Regions from separate parts of the Homo sapiens genome. Here region 1 is linked to region 2. A link is an interaction called in ENCODE POLR2A ChIA-PET data of the cell type or tissue named here. Cell type or tissue: Panc1. All regions are shown on one strand. Each heading gives the region's core, and the rest is flanking DNA. Links, peaks and the distances in the headings are about the cores only.

Region 1 (11,862 bases), core at 3,827-11,826, 56 kb before region 2:
GGGGATCTCCTGTTTTTGAAACTACCAGATCTCATGAGACTTATTCACTATCATAAGAAAAGCACGGGAAAGACTTTCACTCATGATTCAATTACCTCCAACTGGGTCCCTCCCACAACACGTGGGAATTCAAGATGAGATTTGCATGGGGACACAGTCAAACCATATCAGTAGTCTATTAGCTTCAGTTAGAAAGCATTGAAACATGTAATACTCCAAATATCTTTTGGCCTTTAAACTATTTTTGTAATAGGTAGGATTCATCATAGGTGACTGCCTCCTTCTTATCAACTTTGACATCAGAATTTGATTCCTGGGATATTCAGATGTAGCCAGAGATACAGATTCTCATTACAAAATCATGGTAACTTACATAAAGGACAAGCATACAGCTGTATTGCACAGAAGTGAGCACTGAGTTTTGCAGAATGTTTGAGATATCATGACCTGTTCAGGAAAAATACTTCATTGGAGAACCCCAAAAATTGAAAGATGAACTTGTCTCATTTAGTTAGTTTGCTCTACGTTGGTCCCTAATAGGAAACCTCAAAGTAAGACAACGAGAATATGGTCTTACCCCATTGAGGCTATTACAGTGGTCTCTAATGAAAAATAAACATTTCTCTAGTTAAGTTTTGTTTTGCCTTTGATGATGGAAATGCACTTTCAGATCAGCTAATATGTTAAAATCTATAATAGGAAAGTAGAAATACAAAGATAGATTACCCACAATATTTGCATGTTTATTTAAATTAAAAGGAAAAACACTATAAACCAATATAAACCAAATATCAAGACTATATTTTTTAATATTCTGAATTACTGAGCAATTTTTATCAGTTCTACAAAGAACTATACAAACTTTATATATTGTCTTCAAAATAAAAGCTACTCAAGTTTTTTTTCTAGAAGTTTTAGGTCATCAATTCCAACTGAAGCCAGCACTTCTTAAATTATAAGAATGAAATAAAATAAGGAGCTCATTTTCTGCTTTACACAACAGAAAATGAGACCTAAGAATAAACTGGTCATCTAGGTATCAGCATGAAATGTTTCAGAAAGGGACATGTCTCTCTTTCTTCTCCTCCTGTTTTTTTAAATGAATATACATGATAGAACAATGAATTTGTGAATGTGAAATAAGTTTCAGTTTGTTGAAAGAATCACTACAAATTTTACCTGATAAAATGATTATTCAAAACCCAAGAGACATTTCAAATAATAAGACGGCTTTGATAAATAAGTGTATATTAAAAAAACAGGTACTTTCTACAAGACAGCTATTCTTTTAATATGTTGTTTTCATTATTTTCCAGCAGAAAAAGAGACTGCCTGAATGCTAACAAATATCAGTTTGGTCTGGTATTTTCCAACAGATGTATCTGAAAGACAAACATTACATAAACCCATACATATCAGTGGAAGATGAGAAAAATGATGCTTAGGGCAATCTGATGGTATCCTCTAGTATACAAAGCTGTTTGTATCTCTTTTTTGATTATTTTTGTGTCCCAATTATTACACCCATTAGTGCCCTTAGGATAAAGCAACACAAAACAAAACACAACAAAGACCTGTCTGTCTGAAAATGGCAGACAGGTCTTTGAGGTTATAGATGGATTTATTGGTTCTCTGTTTCTAAATTCCTCAAAAGGACCTGAGCAATTTACTGCCTGAAAAATGTTGAGGACTGAGCACCTGGAGGCCTTTAATAATGATGATGGTAGGAAAGCTATGGAGTTAATTTTCAATGTGAATTATATTGAGTACTCAGGCTCAGAATGAAACTCCTCTGGTGAAAGAAAGGGAAATACAACATTTCGTAAAGAGGTTATAAAATGTTTGTTAGATTCTATGTGTAAGAGGTATCAACAACTATAAGAAATAATGCCTCATTCAGGCTCCAGTGAACAATATGAAATATGTCTCAATACCTATTTTTTGTTTTCGTTTTTATACTTGATATGATAATTTAAAGAACTAGCATAACAAGGATAGGTTTTTTCTTCTTTTTGAATAAACAGTATGGTCCTCTCTTGCACTAAAAATAATCTGATTTTGTGACTCTCCTAAATAAAAATAGGATGCATCATTCAAAATTTCTAACTTAAATAAATGGCTTTTCATGTCCACAGATGAATATTTAACAGTAAATTCTTGAATGATCATTCTACCATTTATTACTTTTTATTCAATAATATTAATTGAACTTCTATGTGCTAAGCAGAGTACTAGGAGCCAATGACTAAAAAGTGATAAACATACATGTGGCTTATTCATGTGCACTTTTTTGGTGCTTAGGATGTTTTAAGAGAAACCAATGAATAAATAAGAACTAAACAGGCAGTCAAGACAGTGTGTTAAATGCTCTAACAGGAGAAGCACCTATTTCTAGTTGAATTAAACCACATGATTTTTTTTTCAAAGCACTCAGCTCTCAAAGGCTCAACTACTTTATCCATAAAATAGGGATTATAATTTATTACCTGGGTGAAAAAAAATAAGTGAAGCAGATGCTTTCCTGGGACCTCTTGCCATCCTAACATTTATGATTCAATGAAATAATAATTTCCTGGAAATTGTTTAAAATATAAAATATACGCCAACCACCCATCTCCCCACAAATCACAGAAAAAAATAATCAAGGACACGGAGTCTGACACTATGACCTTGTTTTTCCTTTATGATCTTCCTGGGAGAGGTCTGTTTGGCATATAGAGATTCACAGTAAGAATGTAGCGGTGATTGGTAATGCTAATTTGCCATAGCGTTTTAGTTTTACCAGATGGCTCCATGGTTATCCTGGTTCTGGTTACCAGATGAAGCTAAAGTTTCCCCTTTTATGGATAAGCAGTAGGTATTTTTTAATATGACAACATTTCTTATTAGTATCTAATATTAGTATTCCTCTGAACAAATTCCATAAAGCAGTAAAAGAAATTACTGGGAAAAATTATTAGATTTCTCTAGGTTATGAATATCTTATGAAGCTTTCAAAACAGTATCAGGAAAGAAAGCTGATATAAAAAAGGAACTGGATACACTTCCAAAGAAGGTACTAATAACTGACATTGGTAGATTTGACATTTTAGCACATATCAAATTTTGTATCAGAGTTTGCAGAATATGGTACTAGCTCTGTGCATTTGCCATGTCTTCAAATAAAAGATAATACATGAATGACAACTGCCAATATGTTACTGCATTTTTGTATTTTAAATTTTCTCATTTACATTTTTCTTCCCATATTTAATTTAAACAATATTTGAGAATATAATTTTAACATCCACCCCCAAGTAGGCTAGAATGTCATGTATCTAGAATGATTGACATGGATTGCAATATTACTGAGACAGAAGAACACTGGCTAGTCAGTCAATTTTAAAGTTAATTTTAAAAATATATTAATTTTCCTACAAAGGGATGAGATAATTCAAGTTAGTAATGTGGTATCATTATCACCGTCATTATTATAGGAATAAAGAAATTGGAGTAGATGACAACTTAGGTCATTTCAAGTGATAATTGCTTTTGGTAGTTCTAACTTTATCATAATGCTATAAATTAAATGAAACACTGTATGTAAAGATGATTTGAAAATTATAGCATTCTGTATAAAAGTACATTTCAGGCCATCTGATGGCTAGCTGCTAGTTGATCAGTTAATTCAAACAAATGATCAATTCAGTCTCTTAAATAGCTTTACTTCTTTTTATAAAAATGGTTAGCTATGTTACTGTAATGACTGATTTTTAAGATACTGTTAGGGTACTGTTATCACGTTATTTTTGAGGTCAGAGCTGAAGTCTTATAGGTCAGAGTGTGAAGACGCTAAGCAGCATCACCCCTAAGCGTTCTCTAGTTAGACAAATCTAACTGCAGATGCTCCTCGCCTTACCATGGGGTTATGTCCCTATAAGTCCATTGTTAACTTGAAAAGATCCTAAGTCAAACTCTCATAACGTGAGGACCACCCGTACTACAGAATGGTTGGAAATGGATGTGAAAGAACTAGTGACCCAAACAGGATGGCATTTTCCTTCTGACTGAGGGAAAAAGAGAACCCATGAAAGAATGGCAGTTCAGGGTAGAAAGACTGTTGGTCCATGGTTATGTTGGGAGTATATTTGGGAATCTACTGTACCACTCAGGGAATCATTTAACTAAACAAATGATTGCTACCTTGCCTTCAGATTGCTAGAAGGATAAAAGCTATCATTTATTAAGCACCTACTTGGTATGAGACACCTGTTTATATGTGTGTTATATTATTTATCAATTTATTTAACAATATGGGCCTATGATATGAAAGACACTGTTCGTGGCATTGAAAATACAGCAATGACTGATATAAACAAGATTTTATTTTCATAGGGCTTACAATCAAGTGGAACTGAATTTTTTAAAAAAAGGAAAATTAAGGTAATTTCTGATGTCATCAGTGGTAAGGAGAAATAATATTGTAATTTTGTGGAATGACCAGGGCAACTTGGATCAGTGGAGTCAGAAGGTTACATTTGTTACAGAGCTGAGGAATGAAAAAAGAGTAGAGTAATACTGTCAAAACAAAACAAAACAAAAAGAAGAATTAAACTGCATCTACTTTTGCTGCAGAATTCCATGATAAGGGCAGAAAAAGTGTCATGAGATTTAATAAAACAGAGATCCTGGCAAACTTTGAGAAGATATGAATACAATTGAAATGGCTGAGAATGAAGAGATGGAAGTAGAGACAGTATACAGAAAACTCTCAATTAGTTTGGCTATGAAATAAAACTGGTAGTAGAAGGAGAGAAATTGGTGCCCAAGAAGTAGCATTTTAGTGTTGTGAGATTAGAGTATAATGATAGGCATAATCTTGAAGTATTAATAATACAGATAATGACAATAATGCAAAAATAACAATGATGGCTTATAATATGCAAGATATTTTTCTAAATGCTTTACCTGAATTATTTAAATTTATCACCACAACATACTTTCAAAAAAGGTATACTATATTGCATCTTGTTTTACAGAAATCTGAAAGAGTGAGATGAACTACTTTCCAAGGTTTTACACACAGTAAATGGCAAAGTAGTAATTCAAACCCACAAAATTTGAATATTGACACTCAAAGCACCTTAAATATAAAAACCTCCTCTCATAGACCACTGCAAAATCAACAAATTCCAATCTCTCTAAAGTTATCCAACACTGCATTTGTTTTGGGGTGAAGAAAAGGGGAAGTGAGTAAGGGAAATCATTACATAAAAATTACCAGCCCTAATATACATACCTGGTTATATATTTCAGGAAGCCTGTGTGGTCTTTTGAATTGAAATCTCCCTATTTTTTAGTTACGTGGCTGTGGCTAAATTCCAAATTTCTGAGCGTTAGTTTTCATTTTATAAAATTGAGACCTTAATGATTCTTTCAGTGGATTTTTGAGAAGTAAACTACGTTATATATGTACAGGTGTTTTCTCAGCTATAATGTGTTATACCTCAGTAACATAGCATGACGGTTTTTACTATGATTACTATTGTTATGGTTGAGTGCTGGACTATGGCAGCCATTTCTGAATTTTACCTCCTTTGCTGGATACTCCTCCATTCCCTTATTGGAGAAAAAGAAAACAGGGTCTGACATCTATGTAATAAGTCACCTGGATTATCTTTCCTTCTGTAGGTTGGGTTCCACTAACAGGAGGCATAAGTAGGTGAGTACAAGTTAGAGAGAAAGGATATTCTCTCCTGCCTGGAAGTTTTGAAATAGCTCTTGAGTTTTTTACAAAACCCATAAGTCCTGCATGTATCTTTGGTTCAGTTAATCATTCCCTCCTCTTTCCCCTTTAAGACTAGGGGTGGGGACATCTTTCTACTTATTGGTTCCCTATGCCTGTTTTTACCTTGGTCTCTTCATTAAACACTCTTCAATTACCCTTTCTGGCTACAACAAGGTTTTGTTTGTTTGTTTGTTTGTTTTGCCTAGATCCTGTCTGATAATCTTGTCCCTGAACAACTCTCATGGTGATATTCTCAAGGTCTTCTTGTTTTTTGTTTTGTTTTGTTTTTGTTTTTCCTGAAGTGGATTTTAATCTTTTTCCCGTGGCTCCTTTTAATAACCATCCTGTCCAGAGCATCTTGGTATTTTAAGTGTTGATTCCATTTAAAAACAAAAAGCAAAGTCACACAAAACTGTCAACCATAACTTGTGATAAGCATGAAAAAGCCAACATTAAAATCTAAGTTAAGTATAGACAAAAGTTATCAACAGTATTAATTACACATGTTGTAAAGACCTTCTAGATTTTGTATCCTGTTTCATTATATCCTCAGATAAGCAGAAGGTGTAAATGCTAACATGGTTAAAACTATCAGCTTTTCCTTAGTGAATTGCTTTTTAAAAGATATTTAATAAACCCTGATGTAAATTATTATTCTATTTTATCTACTAAAATATAATCTTTTATATTTAATTATATTAATATACATTAAATATGTTTAATTAATTATTAGTTAATATTTCTATTGAATATATACTGTTATTTATTATATTCTTTTTTATATTTAATTATTTAATCAAAGTAAAATGAATATTGTATTATGTGAAGTAGGACTCAAGTGTCATTTTTTTCAGCAGTAATTACCTATTGTCTTACTACAATTTATTTAATAGTTTATGTTTTCTCCACTTTGTATACAATATCAGCTCTATCATAAACTAAATTTCCATATGCCTATTCTTTCCGTTGGTTAATTTTTCTGTCCTTACTCACACCACCATTTTAATATAGACCTATAATAAGTCCTGATAGCTGTTTGGACACATCTACTAAACCTTGTTTGTTTTCCTTAAGAATGCCTCGCTATTCATGATGCTTTGTGTTCCCAGCCAAATTTTAAAGTTAGACTGTCAGCTACTATATAAACATGTAGGCATTTTAATTTGAATTGCTTTAAATCTATTAATTATTTTGGGACGATTGACATCATTGTGATACTGAAACTTTTAATATCTCCTATTTATGTAAATGTTCTTTGCTGGCTTTAAATAATGTCTCATAATTTTCTGAGTCATATAAATATTTACACATCTAGGTATCTCATTTTGTTTTGCTACTGCAATCTGTAGGTTTAGAAAAATTATATACTCTATTAATACACTTGGGTATTAATTTTAATCCAGTTGCTAAATCTTCTCATTAAATATAATAATTCATTTGCAGCTTTTCTTATGTTTTCTATGAAATCTATTTGTATATTTTTCTATGTAGATAATGATACCATCACAAATAAAGCATATGTTTTCTAGCATCCTGGCAGTTTTCATATGAATAATTATAATGTCATTTAGTTCTATTTTTAAAACTTCCATTTTGATTTCTTCTCAGACAAGTAACTTATTTTGAACTTTTAAAAACAGCCATTGTTATTTTTGCACCTTATTCCTAATTTTATATCGTTTCTTTATTAATATTTTCAAGAATTATGTATTTAAAAATATAATATCAGTAAAGGTACAATCACGAGGCTGTAACCATCTGTTATTTGACAGGGAAACTTCAAAATAAAGAATTACTTAGTACAATACACAATGATTAACTACCAAAGAATTGAAACAAAGCTTTAAGGGGCCCCTTTACTAACCAAATAATGGTGCGTCTCCTGAATGCTACTTTCTTAATAAACGGAAGCATCATTTATCCTGAGGACCAATTTAGAAACCTCTATTATTTTTATAAACCATTTATTCTCGTCTTATCAAGTCATCAAATAGTGAAGATTCTAGGCCCATCCAATCAAGTTTTCACATTGCCACCTAAGTAATATTTTAGAAATGCAAGTTTGATCATTTCTCTCTATTGTTTACAATAGTTCAATGGATCCTTCTTCCCTTGAAGACAGAGATCTTTAATCTGCCATAAAAGAATCTCCAATGTCTGGCTGAACCTGGTTTATTACCCACTTTCTGCCTTTTCTGCACTGAATTACTTGCCATGTACTAATGCACAACGGGCTTAGGTATGTGTATGTCCTACAATCTATCTTTCACAAAATTTTTACATGTATTGGTTCTTTGTATACTCAACATGGAGAAGTTTCACTCTTTTCCCCAAGTCTCTTTTCTGATAAATTTATACTTGACTTGTTCTGTTACTATCTTCAATTTAAGTTAAGCTGTTTGCTCAAGGTTATATATAGAAAGTTATAGATTCAATTGTACTGCTTAGTTTTCTGGTCTTTTAACTATGCTATTATCTGAAGGACAGAGAGACTCCACATCATAGCATGCATAATGGAGAAATAATTCTAAAGGACACTGTTAAGAATTTCACGTGTTTTTTAAAAAAGCACAGCTTCTTAAAAAAATAAAATTGTACTCACTCAGAAACTCAATATGTAATATCTACTCTTCTTCCAGCTTCCTGGGTGTAGCAGTTTGAAAAAAAAGAGCTGTATTTGTTGTCCTTATAGTATCAGAAACAATACAAACCTGCATGCCTAACAAATCATTTGTGGGATAATGGCAACTGGGTGGAAAGCTTAAGAAAAACAGGAAACAATCCTCATCATACTTTAAATACTAATCAAAACAATTTTTCTGTAGGAAGACTTATGGTGAAGCTAAGATCAACAAAATGAGTCATATCCGGTCCAGAACGAGCCAGGCATACAGGAGAAGAAAGTGTCAATTTAGGACTCATTTTACTACAGGGAGGAAGGTTCTGTAATTATGACAAAAATAAATTATATAAAGCATAACAGAATCATATGATATATCCTTATAAAAGACCTAACTATTCCAAAATTTCATGACTTTATCATTTCATCATATTTATCACATCCTTGCAGGATTATTTGTCCATGCAAAGCCAGTAAAAACAGGTGATCATTTAGCTGTATAATCTGATTTTGAAACCAGATTATTTTCCCCTCTTTGTAGTGGGGAAATTTCATTTTGTAATGTTTAAGAGGTTAAGCTCTATTAGTTACACATAGCTTTAAACCTCAACTGTGACATTTGCCAAATGTTGACCTTGGGCAACTTGCTTAACTAAGATTATTTCCCTGCTTCTGTACATGCAAATAATTATATCTATGCTATATGATTGCAATAAGGATATGGCATAAGGATGACTAAAATTGGATATCAATTAAAAAGTGATAAAAAAGTAAAAAAGAAATTAAAACTAGCTTATAGAAAAGGAAATGTATTTACTGGTTCTCATAACTCTTAGGTATAGCAATAGCTTTACTTCAGGTGATGCCTGACCCAGGTTTCAAGCAATGTTACCAGGACTCGATTATACTCTACACAGTCTAGCACATTTCCCTTATGCCAACTGCATTCACAGCTTTCCCTCCATTTATCATATAAAAATACTCTCATAGGTTTTCATATCCTTTCCTATTTATCCTGTAGAAAGTTTGGTAAAAATATAGATCTTGGTTTTAGGCATGTGTAGCAAAAGTTATAAAATACATATTGATTGAACTGTTTTAGATTATATGCTGCTCTTAGAACCATTCACCACAACCATTCACCACAACCAATAAGATTGACTTGGGCCTGAATCACATTGTCCATCCTTGGAGAGGGTGGTTGACCACTATCCTTCTGAGATATTGTAAACTGAGAGGGTGAAATGAATCCCTGAATAGAAATTAGATGGGGAGAGAAAGCCATTCTAGAAGAGTTAATAGATGCCAGGAAGGGGCTAGTGAGTAAACAAAAACTTCCTATTTTCTATAAAGAGGTTAACTTTGTAACTGCATATCTGACAGGTCTCAGTATGCAGCACTATCAGATAACAACCAATCAAACAAACAAGCAAATCAAACACTACTCCTTATTTGTAACACTTCATCCTCCCTGAAATTTTTGGTTTTAAGAATAACGATCATAAGCAGCAGACTTCTTTAGTTTTGACTAGATTTTCATTGAGGTTTTTCTTGTGGTTAGTAGGGTAGCATTTATGATTCTCTTCCTTAAACAATGAAGATCATCAAATAAAAAACATAAATAAAAATAAAAAGCCTTCATTTCTAATATATAGGAAATAATATGTTATTCTTCTAAATTATATTGGATTGGATAAATATAGAAGATTAAATCAAATAATTGCTGGGGTTCAATAACAGGATCATTCATAAATAATGTTCAACTGAGTGAAAGCACAAGGGAGTCCAATAGGTTCCACTCATCTAGGGCAAGTTAAATGGGAGGAAGTAAAACCAGTCTTACAATGATGGTGGCAAGTTGCCCTAAATCTGTCTGTGAAAGGTATTCAAAGGAAAACTTTAGACAAGTTAAATTTAACAGAGTTTAACTGAGCAAAGAATGATTCACAAATCGGACAGCCCCTGAACCAGAATAGGTTCAGAAAGACAGAAAAAAAAGTGATGTACAGGAAAGAGAAGTGAGGCACAGAAACAACTGGCTTGGTTACAGCCCAGTGTTTGCCTTATTTGAATGCTATTTGAACAGTTGGTTATAATATGGACAGAAGGCAGGGAAATACTGGGTAGAAGAGAGCGGTCCCTGGCAAAGGCCCTACCCTCAAGCATGGAAACTCACGGCCCTAAATGGGAAGAGGCATTCCTGTTTTCATGTCCAATGTTATTTCTTCCAAGACCGCTCTGGCCCACCATGCCTGGGGACAGTCAGAGAGGAGATAAGTTGCGGGATGGAGGAACTCCAGGGAAAGATCATTTTCCCACTCCATTCGCTTTCCAGGCCCCTATCCATCCCACTGAGAGCCACCTCCATCACTCACCGTCCCTCCCTGCATTCACCATCCTTCAAGTCCACGTGACCTGATTCTCCCTGGGTGCTGGACAAGGACCTAGGTACCAAGAGGTCAGGGTGTAAAAGACTGTCACCCTGACTTTCCACTGAGCTGGTTTAACACTTAATCAGTGGACAGCAAATGCTAAAAGAACATTAATTGTAACACACCTCAAGACGCTACCATGGGGTTGGAGCCCAAAAGCGCTCACCTGGGCTTCTGCACTTGTGCACCTGGCATGCTCCCCCTCCCATAGGGATTTGAGTGCACAGCAGCCAAGCAAACTAGCCACACCCCTGTTGCAAGTCCCACAGGGGAGTCAGGGAACTTTCTTGCTTCAGTCACCTGTGAGTAGTTGAAGTGTAGCTTCTGTGATTGACTGAGACAGGGCTGCTTGTTACAAGAGTAGACCATTTACATATTGAGTTAGGTTACTGCTCACTATGTTCAGAGAAAACTTCAGGCCAAACTAATAAGGAGGCAGCTTTAAGCTAAATTTGATTTAACAAAAGGCGGCCATGATAAGCTGATTCTTCACCAACCTGCTTTTCCTAGCCTTATATATATCAATTTGTTGCAGCTTTCAAGAACATTTTCCGGTTCAGCTTGGATTACACACACCTCTAGATGTTGCGACTTAGTGTTGTAACTTGCCACTCACATAAAAAATGACATGGTTTCTCCAACTCGATGTCTTCAACTATTTTTATCCCAAAGATCCAGTGTCAGTTTCTGGAAAGCCTGCTATAATGTGGAGGTAGTATAGAGCAATTTGTGTTCATTAAAAAGTATTTTTAAATCTCCTGGTTTATGACAGAACAGATATAGTAATTTCGTGTTTCTAATTGCCTGATATTCTGGGTATCCTGACTCAATAGAGACTGTTGTGTAAAGAAATTGGAAGGATTTTATTTGTAATAAGTAACTAATAGAGTTGGTTAAAACTTTAGCTCCTATGATATTTGTAGATTTTAAGTACAGTACTGCTACAAATGAAATTTCAGTTACCCTAGTTATTTATACAGCACGGTTTCAAACACAACCAAAAGGAATTCATTGAAACCTAACCACTATTAGTATGTTTATGC
Region 2 (12,361 bases), core at 4,362-12,361:
GACGTCTGAGAGAACAGGGAGGTTTTGAGCATGCACATTTACAAATAATCTTTCTCTAGTACAAGCAGAAAGTATTCCTTTTTATTCACTTTATGTAACAATCCCTGTTTTATGGGGAACTCTAGAATCAAATTGTGAGGGATTTCTTGAGTCATATTTAATACCATTTTCCCATGACGTTTTAGATGCAAAGATTCCAGATATTTATTAAGAATCAGATCATGATTTTCATGATATTTAACATCTTAAAGCATTCTTTGTGTACAAAGTAGTTCTTCCTTGTACTCAGAAAACTGCTGCTCATCAGTGAAGGGAGGTGAGAAAGACTGGGTTTAAGGAAACGAGGCTTCAGGCTGCAAAAGGAGATGCATGAGTCTACCATCTAAACAAAGCCCAAGAAAAAATAGCAAAATATTTCCAAAGAGAAGTATGTTTATTTGTAGCCTCAGGAGAGGCAATTTATGTGCCAATAATTTACGTGGGTTTTATGTGCCTATTAGTTTCCTATTCAATCAAAAAATGTGTACTTACCATGGCAACACCCATCTCTCCTGATACGCAGTCTAATTGTGAATCATGCAGAGCACCTTCTTAAAGCAACACACAAACAAGCCATCAGATCCCAATACATGCAAATTTCTTTAAAACATATCATTGGAACAGATGTGCTCCAAATGCTATTTTTATTTTAGAAATGCTTTTTGTAGTTCACATGTTAATGGTAATTCTGAGTTTAAATGAGCTATTTAAAAATCAAGTTGCAAAATAGTAAGCACCATAAACTTACAAGTGATCTTTAAAAAAGAAATATGTCCATTTATTAAAGAGTCAATTTTCTAAATTAGTTGTTCTATTAGTTATAAGGTAATTAGGTTATCTTCTGTTTCCTCAAAATATCTGTTTTTATTTTCTCTGCATAATTGTAATCAAATATATTAATGGAAAGAGATGGTTAAAAATTTGCTCCTCTTCATTTTTTTGTCTTTATTTTGATGGTCCCTATCTTTGTAAATATTCTGGTTATTACATTGATACATTGGATGAGATCTATTTAAGAACTTTGGATGGCTTTAGAAGAATTCAGATTATTTTCTATTTTAAATTATTCAGTTTGCATACATATTTGTACATAATGCAAATGCTTCCTGTTATCTTCAATATATTTGGAATATACTGTTGCTGAAATAATTAGATAGCTTAGTGGCCAAGAGCAGAGGTTCTACATCCTAACTGTTTGTGTTTGATTATAAATTCTACTGTTTAAAAGCTGCAGACATTAAGCAAATTATTTAGTCTTTCTTTGGGCCTCCTTCTGATTGATTGTAAAAATAGGATAACTAACCTCATAGGGCTGTTGTGGAAATGGCATGAATTAGTATATATCTGGCATATAATATGTTTGCAATATGTTAGCAAAAATGATTGGACCATAATCTAATATGTCTAGCAGTTTATATAGTACTTATTTAAATAAGACATTATAAAGCTTACCTTATATACTATACAAAGCCATATAAATAGATAATTTCACTGTAAAATAGCCTTTTATGACAAAGATGAGTTAATTTCCTACATCTTCTGTCATAGTTGTTAGACAAATTCTCTGAGCCTAGTTTTTTCATTAATAAAATAAGGATAATAACATGTAGCCTTATAGGATTGTTATGGGGAGTCAATAAAATAATATAAATCAAATTTCAATGCAGTGAAAGGCATATGATACTCATTCAATGAATAATGGTTTTCTTAAACCTGTAGCACAATCGGTTTATAATTGAAGGTACTTTCTACAATAGAGAGTAAAATACATATGTCTACATAATATTTTAAAGTATTGAATATGTAGAAAAAGAGGAGCAAGTTAAACCTAAAGAAAACACAAAGAAAGAAAAAATAAAAATTAAAGCAGAAATTAATGAAATTGAAAACAAGAAAATAGACAAAAATCAATGAAATCAAAAGCTAGTTCATTGAAAAGATCAATAAAATTAATAAGCCTCTGGCTAGGCTAACTAAGAAAAAAAGACAGAAGTCACAGATTAGTAATCTTAGAAATGAAAGAGGGAGCATCGCTACAGATCCCATGGATATTAAAAGGATATTAAAGAAATACCATGAAACAACTATGAGAACGGTATAAATCTGTACATTTGTATATTTAGAAATTTTTCCACCAATATATACTCATTATCTTAAAAATTCCTTGAGAGTAATCTAGAGTTATTTTAATTGTCATAGTTCAATATGCAAGTCATTAAATACCTTTCTAAAATATTAATATTATAATTAATATTGTCACTCCATTATTTTATATGTAGCTAAGTAATAAGAATAAAAAATAAATCTTGATATACAAAACTTCCAGAAAATAAACTACATCTCCCACATTTTATAAAATAATACTTAAGAACTACCCTAGTTGACCTAGAGATTACAAATAAATATGTATATTTGTACATAAAATATGTATATTTTTACATAAATATAAAATTATTTTATAAAATAATACTTAAGAACTACCCTAGTTGACCTAGAGATTACAAATAAATATGTATATTTGTACATAAAATAACAGAAAAAAACACAGAAAATTAGGGCTTTTTCCCTGCACAATTTGGATCTCAAATTAAAGAATTTAATATTTGTTGGCTAGATTTAATACATTGTGAGTAAATTGCCATCCTGTCCTCAGAACTTCTTCCTCAAATATTTTCTGAGTTCTAAGAAATTTGTTTATAAATTCAATGCTTGGCCCCACAATTCAAATAACTCTAATGATAATTTTTATATCCATACATTTAGACGATACAAACAATGTATTAATCCAGCTGTTATTTTATTGGCTAAACTATGTGCTTGGAACACTGAGAGAGAAAAATTACCTAAATATATATTTTTTCAGGGTTCTCAAAAAAAAAAAAAATAGAAGTAGAATTGAGAATTACATTAGTCCATTCTCATGCTACTGTGAAGAAATACCTAAGACTGGATAATTTATGAAGGAAAAAGGTTTAATGGACTAACAGTTCCACATGGCTTGGGAGGCCTCGGGAAACTTACAATCATGGTGTATGGCACCTCTTCACAGGGCAGCAGGAGAGAGAATGAGTGCCAGCAGGGGAAATGCCAGATGCTTATAAAACCATCAGATTTTGTGAGACTTATTTACTACCACAAGAACAGTATGGGGGAAACCACCCCCATGATTCAATTATCTCCCACTGGGTCCCTCCCACGACACATGGACATTATGGGAGTAAAATTCAAGAAGAGATTTGGGTGGGGACACAGAGCCAAACCATATCACCAAAAGTCCAAGTCCAAAGTCTCGTCTGAGACAGTAAGTCCCTTCCACCTATGAGCCTGTAAATTCAAAAGCAAGTTAGTTACTTCCTAGATACAATGGGGGTGCAGGCATTGGGTAAATATATCCATTTCAAATGAGAGAAATTGGCCAAAACAAAGGGGCCACAGGCCTCATGCAAGTCCAAAATTCGATAGGGCAGTAATTAAACTTTAAAGTTCCAAAATGATCCCCTTTGACTGCATGTCTTATATCCAGGTCATGCTGATGCAAGAAAGGTGTTCCCACAACCTTGGGCAGCTCCACCCCTGTGGCTCTGCAGGGTACAGCCCCATTCCTGGCTGCTTTTACGGGCTGGTATTGAGTGTCTGAGGATTTTCCAGGTGCATGGTGCAAGTTGTTAGTGAATCTACCATTCTGGAGTCTGGAGAATAGTGGGCTTCTTCTAACAGCTCCATTAGGGAATGTCCGAGTGAGGACTCTGTGTTGGGAATCCAACCCCACATTTCCCTTCCATGCCACCCTAGCAGTGGTTCTCCATGAGGGTTCCACCCATGCAACTAAATTCTGCCTGAACATCCATGTATTTTCATACATTCTGGGAAATCTAGGCAGCGGTTCCCAAACCTCAATTTTTGACTTCGGTGCCCCTGCAGGCTCAACGTCATGTGTAAGCCACCAAGGCTTGGGGATTACATCCTCTGAAGCAATGGCCCGAGCTGTACCTTGGTCCCTTTAAGCCATGGCTGGAACTGAAGCAGCTGGAATTCAGGACACCACTTGCCCAGGCTGCACAGAGAAGAGTGGCCCTAGTCCCAACTCACAAAACCATTTTTTCCCCCTAGGCCTCCAGGCTTGTGATGGGAGGGGCTGCCCCGAAGATCTCTGATATGATCTGGACACATTTTCCCCATTGTCTTGGTTATTAACATTCTGTCTCTTCATTACTTATACAAATTTCTGCAGCCATTTTGAATTTATCCCCAGAAAATGGGGTTTTCTTTTCTGTTGCATTATCAGGCTGCAAATTTTCCAAACTTGTATGATGTGCTTCCTCTTGAAAACCTTGCCACTTAGAAAATTCTTTCTCCAGATACCCTAAATCAGTCATCTCTCTTAAATTCAAAGTTCCACAGATCTCTAGGGCAGGAGCAAATGCTGCCAGTCTCTTTGCTAAAACATAGCAAGAGTCACCTTTATTCCAGTTCCCAAGAAATTTCTCATCTCCATCTGAGGCCACCCCAGCCTAGACTTCGTTGTCCATATCACCATCACAATTTTGGCCAAAGTCATTCAACAAGTCTCTAGGAAGTTCCAAACTTTCCCACATTTTCCTGTCTTCTTCTGAGCCCTCCAAACTGTTCCAACCTTTGCCTGTTATCCAGTTCTGAAGTTGGTTCCACATTTTTGGGTGTCTTTATAGCAGCACCACACTCTCTGTGGTACCAATTTCCTGTATTAGTCTGTTCTCACATTTCTATGAAGAAATACCCAAGACTGGGTAATTTATAAAAGAAAGAGGTTTAATTGACTCATGGTTCTGCATAGCTGGGGAGGCCTCAGGAAACTTACAATAATGGCAGAAAGTACCTCTTTACAGGGTGGCAGGAGAGAGAATGAGTGCCAGCAGAGAAATGCTAGATGTTTATAAAACCATCAGATTTCGCTGGAACTCACTATCACAAGAACAGCATGGGGGAAACTGCCCCTATGATTCAATAACCTCCCACCAGGTACCTTTCATGACATGTGGAGGTTATAGGGATTACAATTCAAGATGAGATTTTGGTGGGGAAACAGCCAAGCCATATGAAGAATCACAATGGTCATTTTCATTGTCAAGGAACATGAGAAATTACTTTCTGCATCTTTGCAACTCATAAAAATTCCATAAGTCATTGAGTTTTTTTTACTTGTGAAAAGTCTATAAACCACTCAGTTGAAAATATATATATTTTTTATTATGAGCCCATACACATATCTTCCTACTGGGACACGTGAAGTTCCTGATTAAGGATGCTTAAAAATTATTTTGCCATAATTTCATGAAAATATAAAAATACATTTAAACTGGGTCAATAAATATGGCAACATTTTAATAGTGAAAATAAATTAAAGTTTTAAAATATTTAAAATAGTCTATTTCTTAATATTATAATGAAATTATTATACTTATATAATCACAAAGTGGATGTTTGAAAAATCAGGCAATATAATTTTATATATATCATTTGATCTGAACTCAATAAAAAGAAACAAAAGAGCAGAAGAAATATTCTCAACTTCTAAAAATGTGTAACTCTAGGTGGTGTATTATGGGTAATGATTTTCCATCTTCTACTTTTCTGTATTTTTGTAATTCTAGCATAAAGACATAATATTATAATGAAAATCATCTTAATAAAAATATAAATGCAAACATGCAAAGGGAAAAAATTAGCCTAAGCTTTCCTGAAGAGGAATGAAGTCGAAGTATTTATAGCATTGACAGCTGAGACACCACCATTTTAACACTAAATTGCTATACCACGAACTGACAGAACCCTGTGTGGAGGACGAAAAACTCATAATACACCCAAAGTGAAGAATCATATAGCAGCATGAAGGGGGGAAAATGAACTAAATGGGAGAAGTGTGTATGACACCAACTGCACTTAATTTGTGAGTTGTGGAAAATAAAAGGCATAGGGTGTGAAGAATGGGGTTCCAGGTTCTAACTAACTGTACATCCTTTAAGCAAATTAAGGTTCTTTTAGCTCATCTATAAAGTGAATTAATTAAGCCAGATAATTTCTAAAGTCCATCTTGACTCTAAATCAGATCCTAGCAAAAACAAGAAATCTACCACTTCAGATCCTTATGAAACCTAGGAAAAATATGAAATGCTAAAACACAGCAATGATATTAAAACTGTTCGGAATGAACACAGAACTATAGGGCATTATTATAATGGATTATTATATTATTATATTATCCATTATTATAATGGATTGCAAAGAGAATTTTCTATAGCCTTGCACAACAGTGACACCAAAGTATCTAAATCCTATTGATATTAGTACAAGTATAGACAAACTAACCAATGAGATAAGACAGAAAGCCCAGAAACAGCCACATATATATAGTCACCTCATTTATAGTAATATTGAAGTATACTGAAAAAGGAATTATCCTTTCGATGATATTTGGTCATCGAATATCATATTTTATATATATATATATATCTTGTGCATATATATCCATATTAGCACAAGAGATTGAATGTGTCCCCCCAAAATTCATGTGGAAATTCTAACCCTTAAGGTGATGATATGAGGAGGTGGGACCTTTGGAAGGTGATTAGGCCATGAGGCAGAGCCCTCCTGAATAGAATTAGTGGCCCTATAAAAGAATCCCCAGAGAGTTCATATGCCCATTCCACCATGTGAAGGCACAGTGAAAATACAGCAGTCTATGAACCAGGAAGTAAGCCCTCCAGCAGACACTGATTCTGTCAGTGACTTGATCTTAGACTTTCCAGCCTCCAGAACTGTGAGAAATAAATTTTTGTTGTTCATAAGTCATCAGTTTATGGCATTTTGTTATAGGAGCACAAACAGACCAGACAATGTGATTAAACAAATGTGGACCCTTACCTTGAGCTACACAAAATATTAAATTCCACATTAATAGTCAACCTAAACGTGGACAGTAAAACAATACACATTTGAAGATAAAACATAAAAGAACATTTTTGTAACCACGAAAAATTGTTCTTAAGCAGGACATAAGAAGTAAAAATTATAAAGAAAACCACTAATATCAAAACATACCATTAAGCTGAGCAGGATGGCTCAAGCCTGTAATCCCAGCACTTTGGGAGGCCAAGGCGGATCATGAGGTCAAGAGTTTGAGACCAGCCTGGCCAACATAGTGAAACCCTGTCTCTACTACAAATACAAAAATTAGCCGGGCATGGTGGTGTGTGCCTGTAGTCCCAACTACTCAGGAAGCTGAGGCAGGAGAATTGCTTGAACCCAGGAGGTGGAGGTTGTGGTGAGCTGAGATCGCATCACTGCACTCCAGCCTGGGCAACAGAGAGAGACTCTGTCTCAACAAAAACAAAACAAAACAAAACAAAACAAAACAAAACAAGACAAAACAAAAAACTACACATACCATTAAATAAACTTTTGCATGTGCCTGAATCAACCAAAAACAACAAAATATATAAACCATTGGTGTTCAAGACATAAAAATTAGACAATGCAGGGCAGTTCTCTGAGAGACATAAAATAAATGATGTGAGCCATATTGCTTTTCCGTAGGAAAGGGGAATCCACATTATGCTTAGCAAACTTCCTGAGTAGAAAGACTTTCTAAGAATGTCTTTGAACCATGGTTGCTAGAGTGCTCAGGACAGATTACAAGATAAGACACAGATGCATAGCTAGAGAATGTTAGAGATCTGCAAAGGAATCTCCTCAAGGGTACAGTAGAGTGCTGATTAGCACACTTGTGTGCACCAATACGAGGCAAATAACCAACCAAAATTGCTACAGGGAAAACCACCTGGAATTCTCACAGGTCTGGGAAGAGTGTATTTTCCGACCAGCCAAGTCTGGAAAAACTCATAACCCACCAGGCATTTGGTAGAGTAATAATACTGCTTCAGTTTTGGGGAATAATTATCTCTAGACAAAATATGTCATGACTACCACCTCACAAATTTTAAAAACAAAATTTGAAGGGATCAAACTCTTTCCAAATAACTATCCCAGAACAAAGCTCAAGAGTCCTTACAGGAATTCAAAGATATCCAAAATATTCCAAAATATAATAAACAGTGTCTGACATTCAATCAGAAATTAGTAGATATGCAAAGAAACAGAAAAATACAACCTGTTCTGATGAGAATAATTATTCAACTCAAACCCATTCAAAATAGATTTGGATATTAGAGTTAGCAGTAAGACATTAAAGCTGCTATACTGTATTTCATATGTTCAAAATAGTAAGTAGAGACATAGAAGGGATAAAAGAGAGCCACAGCTAACTTCTAAAAATGAAAACTACAGTATCTAAGATAAAAATAATACTAGATGGGATTAACAGGAAGCTAAATATTGCAGAACAAAAGGACAGTGTACATGAAGACATGGAAGTAGAAATTATTCAAGTAATACACAGAGAATAAAACAATTTTTTTTTGACATGGAGTTTTCTCTGTAGCCGAGGCTGGAGTGCAGTGGTGCAATCTCAGCCCACTGCAACCTCCGCCTCCTGAGTTCATGTGATTCTCCTGCCTCAACCTCCCAAGTAGCCCGGATTATGGGCATGCACCATACTCCTGGCTAATTTTTGTATTTTTTGTAGAGACCAGGTTTTACCATGTTGGCCAGGCTGGTCACAAACTCCTGACCTCAAGTGACCTGTCTGCCTTGGCCTCCCAGTGTGCTGGAATTACAGAATGAAACAATTTTAAAATGCACAGGGCATTGTGAACTGTAGGAAAGATTCAAGTGGCCTTTTATTTGTGTATTTAGAGCCCCCCAAAAAGAAAAAGGAAAGGAGCAAAAAGTGTGAATTAATATTTTCCCCAAAATTTCCTAATTGGATGAAAATCATAAACTCAGAGGCCTAATAAACTCAATAACCCCAGGACATGAATAAAACTACACCAAGAAGCATAAAAACTTGTCAGAAAATTTACATAAAATTAAGTAAAATTTATTAGAACCAATGATAAACAGAAAAATCTTAAAAGTGAAAAGAAAAAGAAACTCATTATATGCAGAGGAACAAAAATAAGGAGGAAAGATTTCTGTTGAAAACAATGCAGATGAGAAAACAATGAAATATTATTTTTTAATGTACCAATGGGGGAAAATTATCAACTGTCTTAGTTCCAACTGCTAAGACAGGATATTATAAACTGTGATATGGATTGGCTTTGTGTCCCCACCCAAATCTCATCTTGAATTGTAATCCCCAGGTGTTGAGGGATGAACCTGGTGGGAGGTGATTGGATCATGGGATCACTTTCCCTCAGGCTGTTCTAATGATAGTGAATGAGTTCTCATGAGATCTGATGCTTTTATAAGTGTTTGGCAGTTTCTCCTTTGCACTCTCTCTCCGTGCCTTGTGAAGAAGGTGCTTGCTTCTCCTTTGCCTTCTGCCATAATTGTAAGTTCCTTGAGGCCTCCCCAGCCATGCAGAACTGTGAGTCAATTAAATCTCTTTTCATTATTAAACTACCCAGTCTTGGGCAATTCTTTATAGCAGTGAGAGAATGAACTAATACAAACTATGTAGCTTAAAAACATAAATTTATTTCTGACAGTTCTGGAGGGTGTCATCAGGGTCAGGTTTTAGTGAGGACCCTCTTCTTGGTTATGTCCTCCCATGGCTTTACCTGCTTTATTTGGTGCACACACACACACACACACACACACACACACAAACAAACAACTCTAGTCTTTTTCTCTTCTTATAAGGACGCTAATCTTATCATGGGGACTCCATTCTCCTGACCTCATCTAAAACTAATTACCTAATTGCCTCTACCTTCTAATACGACTCCATTAGGGGTTAAATTTTCAATGTATGAATTTTCAGGGACGCATACATACAGTCCATAACATTAACCTAGCATTTTTTTTTTTTTTACCTAGGAAAGTATGTTTGTTTTGTTTTGTTTTGTTTGTTTGTTTTTGAGACAGTCTCACTCTGTCGCCCAGGCTGGAGTGCAGTGATGTGATCTCTGCTCACTGTAACTTCCACCTCCCAGGCTCAAGAGATTCTCCTGCCTCAGCCTCCTGATTAGCTGGGATTACAGGCATGTGCCACCATGCGCAGCTAATTTTTGTATTTTTAATAGAGAAAAGGTTTTGCCATATTGGCCAGGCTGGTCTCAAACTCCTGGCCTCAAGTGCTCTGTCAGCCTTGGCCTCCCAAAGTCCTGGGATTACAGGTGTGAGCCACCATGACTGGCCAGAAAGTGTGTTCAAAAGATAAGGACAAAATACAAACTTTTTAGACATACAAAAACTGAAAAAAAAAAAAAAGTATCACCAGCATACCTGCACTACAAGAAATGTTAAAGAAAGTCTTCAGACAAAAGGAAAATAGGAAAATGATACCGCATGGAAACACAAACCCATACAAAGAAGAGAACTAGAAATGATAATGACGTAGGTAAATATACAGAGTACTTTTCCTTATTGTTTATATCTCTGTAAAAGACAATTGACTAAACAAAAACAATAACAATGTAGTATGGAGTTTATAAGAACATAAAAGTCAAATAAATGAAAGCAACAGCATGAAGGTCAGTAGCAGAGAAATGGAAGTCACCTATTATAAGGTTCTTATACTCTGGATGAAGTGGGAAAATATCACTTGAAAGTAGGCTGTTAGGTTAAAGCTGTAGTCTACAAACTCTTGAACAAGCACTTATATAAAAATGTTTTGGCTAAGCTGCCAAAAGAGAAAATAAAATGAAATCATAAAAGGTAATTAAAACAAAGGAAGCAGAGTACAGAAAAAGAGGAAGCAGAAACATAAGGCAAATAAGAAATTTAATGCTAACCATATAAATTAATTGTAAATGGTATAAACATCTCAATTAAAAGGACTCTACGCATCAAGCTTTTAGACATTCACTACTATTATTTGGAAATTTTAATTAGACAATGCAATATGAAATTGATGCCTATTGCTTATTTAAAAACTTATTGAAATGAAATGTACCTAATATAAAATTAATTATTCTAAAGTGAACAATTCCATGGCATTTATTACATTCACAATGTTGTGCAATCACCATCTCTGCCTAGTTATAAAATATTTATTTAAATCCAACATAAAACCCTATACCCTTTAAGCAGTTTTTCCTCATTTCACTCTATCCTCAGCCCCTTCCGACCACCAATCTGCACCTTTCTCTATGAATTTACCTATTACAGATATTTCATATAAAAGAAATCATGCAATATATTACCTTTAGTGTCTGAATTCTTTCACTGAGCATATTTTTGAGGTGTATCAATGTGTAGTATGTTTCAGTACGTCATTCCTTTTTACAGCTGAATAATATTCCATTGCATGTATATACCGTAATTTGTCAACACATTCATCTGTTGATGGATGTTTGGACTGTTTTTTGTCTATGGTGAATAGCACTGCATTAACACACATGTGAAGGTGTTTGGTGTGGGTGCTTACCTTCAACAATTTGGGTATAAACCTAGGAGTTGATTTACCAGGTCATATGATGATTCTGTGCTTAACTTTATAAGGAACCTCCAAACCCTTTCCATGGCAGCTGAATCATTTTATTTCCAACCACACTGTACAAGGGTTCCAATGTATACAACATTTTGTTTATGATTTATATTGAGACAAAATTACATTGAGGTAAAATTTACATATGGTGAAATACAAGTATGTTAAAAGAACATCTTAATGAGTTTGAACAACTATACACAACCATGCAATCAACATCCTAATAAATATATTAAAACATTTCTATCATCCCAAAAAGTTCCCTTACACCCCTTCCCATATCAATAATTGTTCTCATTTATATGGTTTGTCCAAGTTCATCAGTATTTATTACTGCTAAGTTTTCTGTATGAGTATACAATTTGCTTAATATATTGTCCAGTTGATAGAAATTTTAATATTTTAGGTTAGGGTTACTATGAATGAAACCAAGATAAACAAGCTTTTTGTGTATAGGTATTTTCATTTCTTTGGGGTAAATACCCAGCTGTAAAATTGATGGGCCATAGGGTATGTGCATGGTGGACTTTATAAGACGTTGTCGGTTTTCCAAAGTGGCTCTAACATTTTTCACTGCACCAGCAATGTGTGAGAGTTCCAATTGTTCCTCATGCTTGACAACATTTGTTGTTGACAGTTTAAATTTTAGTTATTCTGGTGCATGTAAAGCAGTATGTCACTGTAGTTTTGATTTGCTTTTTTCTGATGACAGATGAGATTGAACAATTTTTCATATTCTTTTTAGCCATTTGTTTATTAGGCTTTTTTGTACAGTGTCTGTTCAAGGCTTCC

What was found. ChIA-PET counts read pairs that join two places held together with the same protein. Peaks named below come from ENCODE experiments on the same cell type or tissue, not always from the same donor. Only the 100,000 strongest peaks of a DNase experiment are listed, where the experiment ranks them.
Region 1: POLR2A ChIA-PET joins it to region 2 with 16 read pairs; 2 of 35 experiments call an interaction of 5 or more read pairs at or near these places.

What each region holds. Positions count from the first base shown.
Region 1 is chr1:79,179,974-79,191,835 of GRCh38, forward strand. LOC107984998 (a long non-coding RNA gene) reads right to left here and starts at 8,507. Exons shown (of 5, transcript XR_001738111.2): 1 at 8,370-8,507. In Panc1, for the core only: no CTCF peak of the experiment used is centred there; DNase peaks (open chromatin) are centred at 8,048 and 8,458.
Region 2 is chr1:79,235,922-79,248,282 of GRCh38, forward strand. No RefSeq gene overlaps it. Among named protein-coding and RNA genes, the nearest start is that of LINC02792, 83 kb to the right of the region's middle. In Panc1, for the core only: no CTCF peak of the experiment used is centred there; no DNase peak of the experiment used is centred there.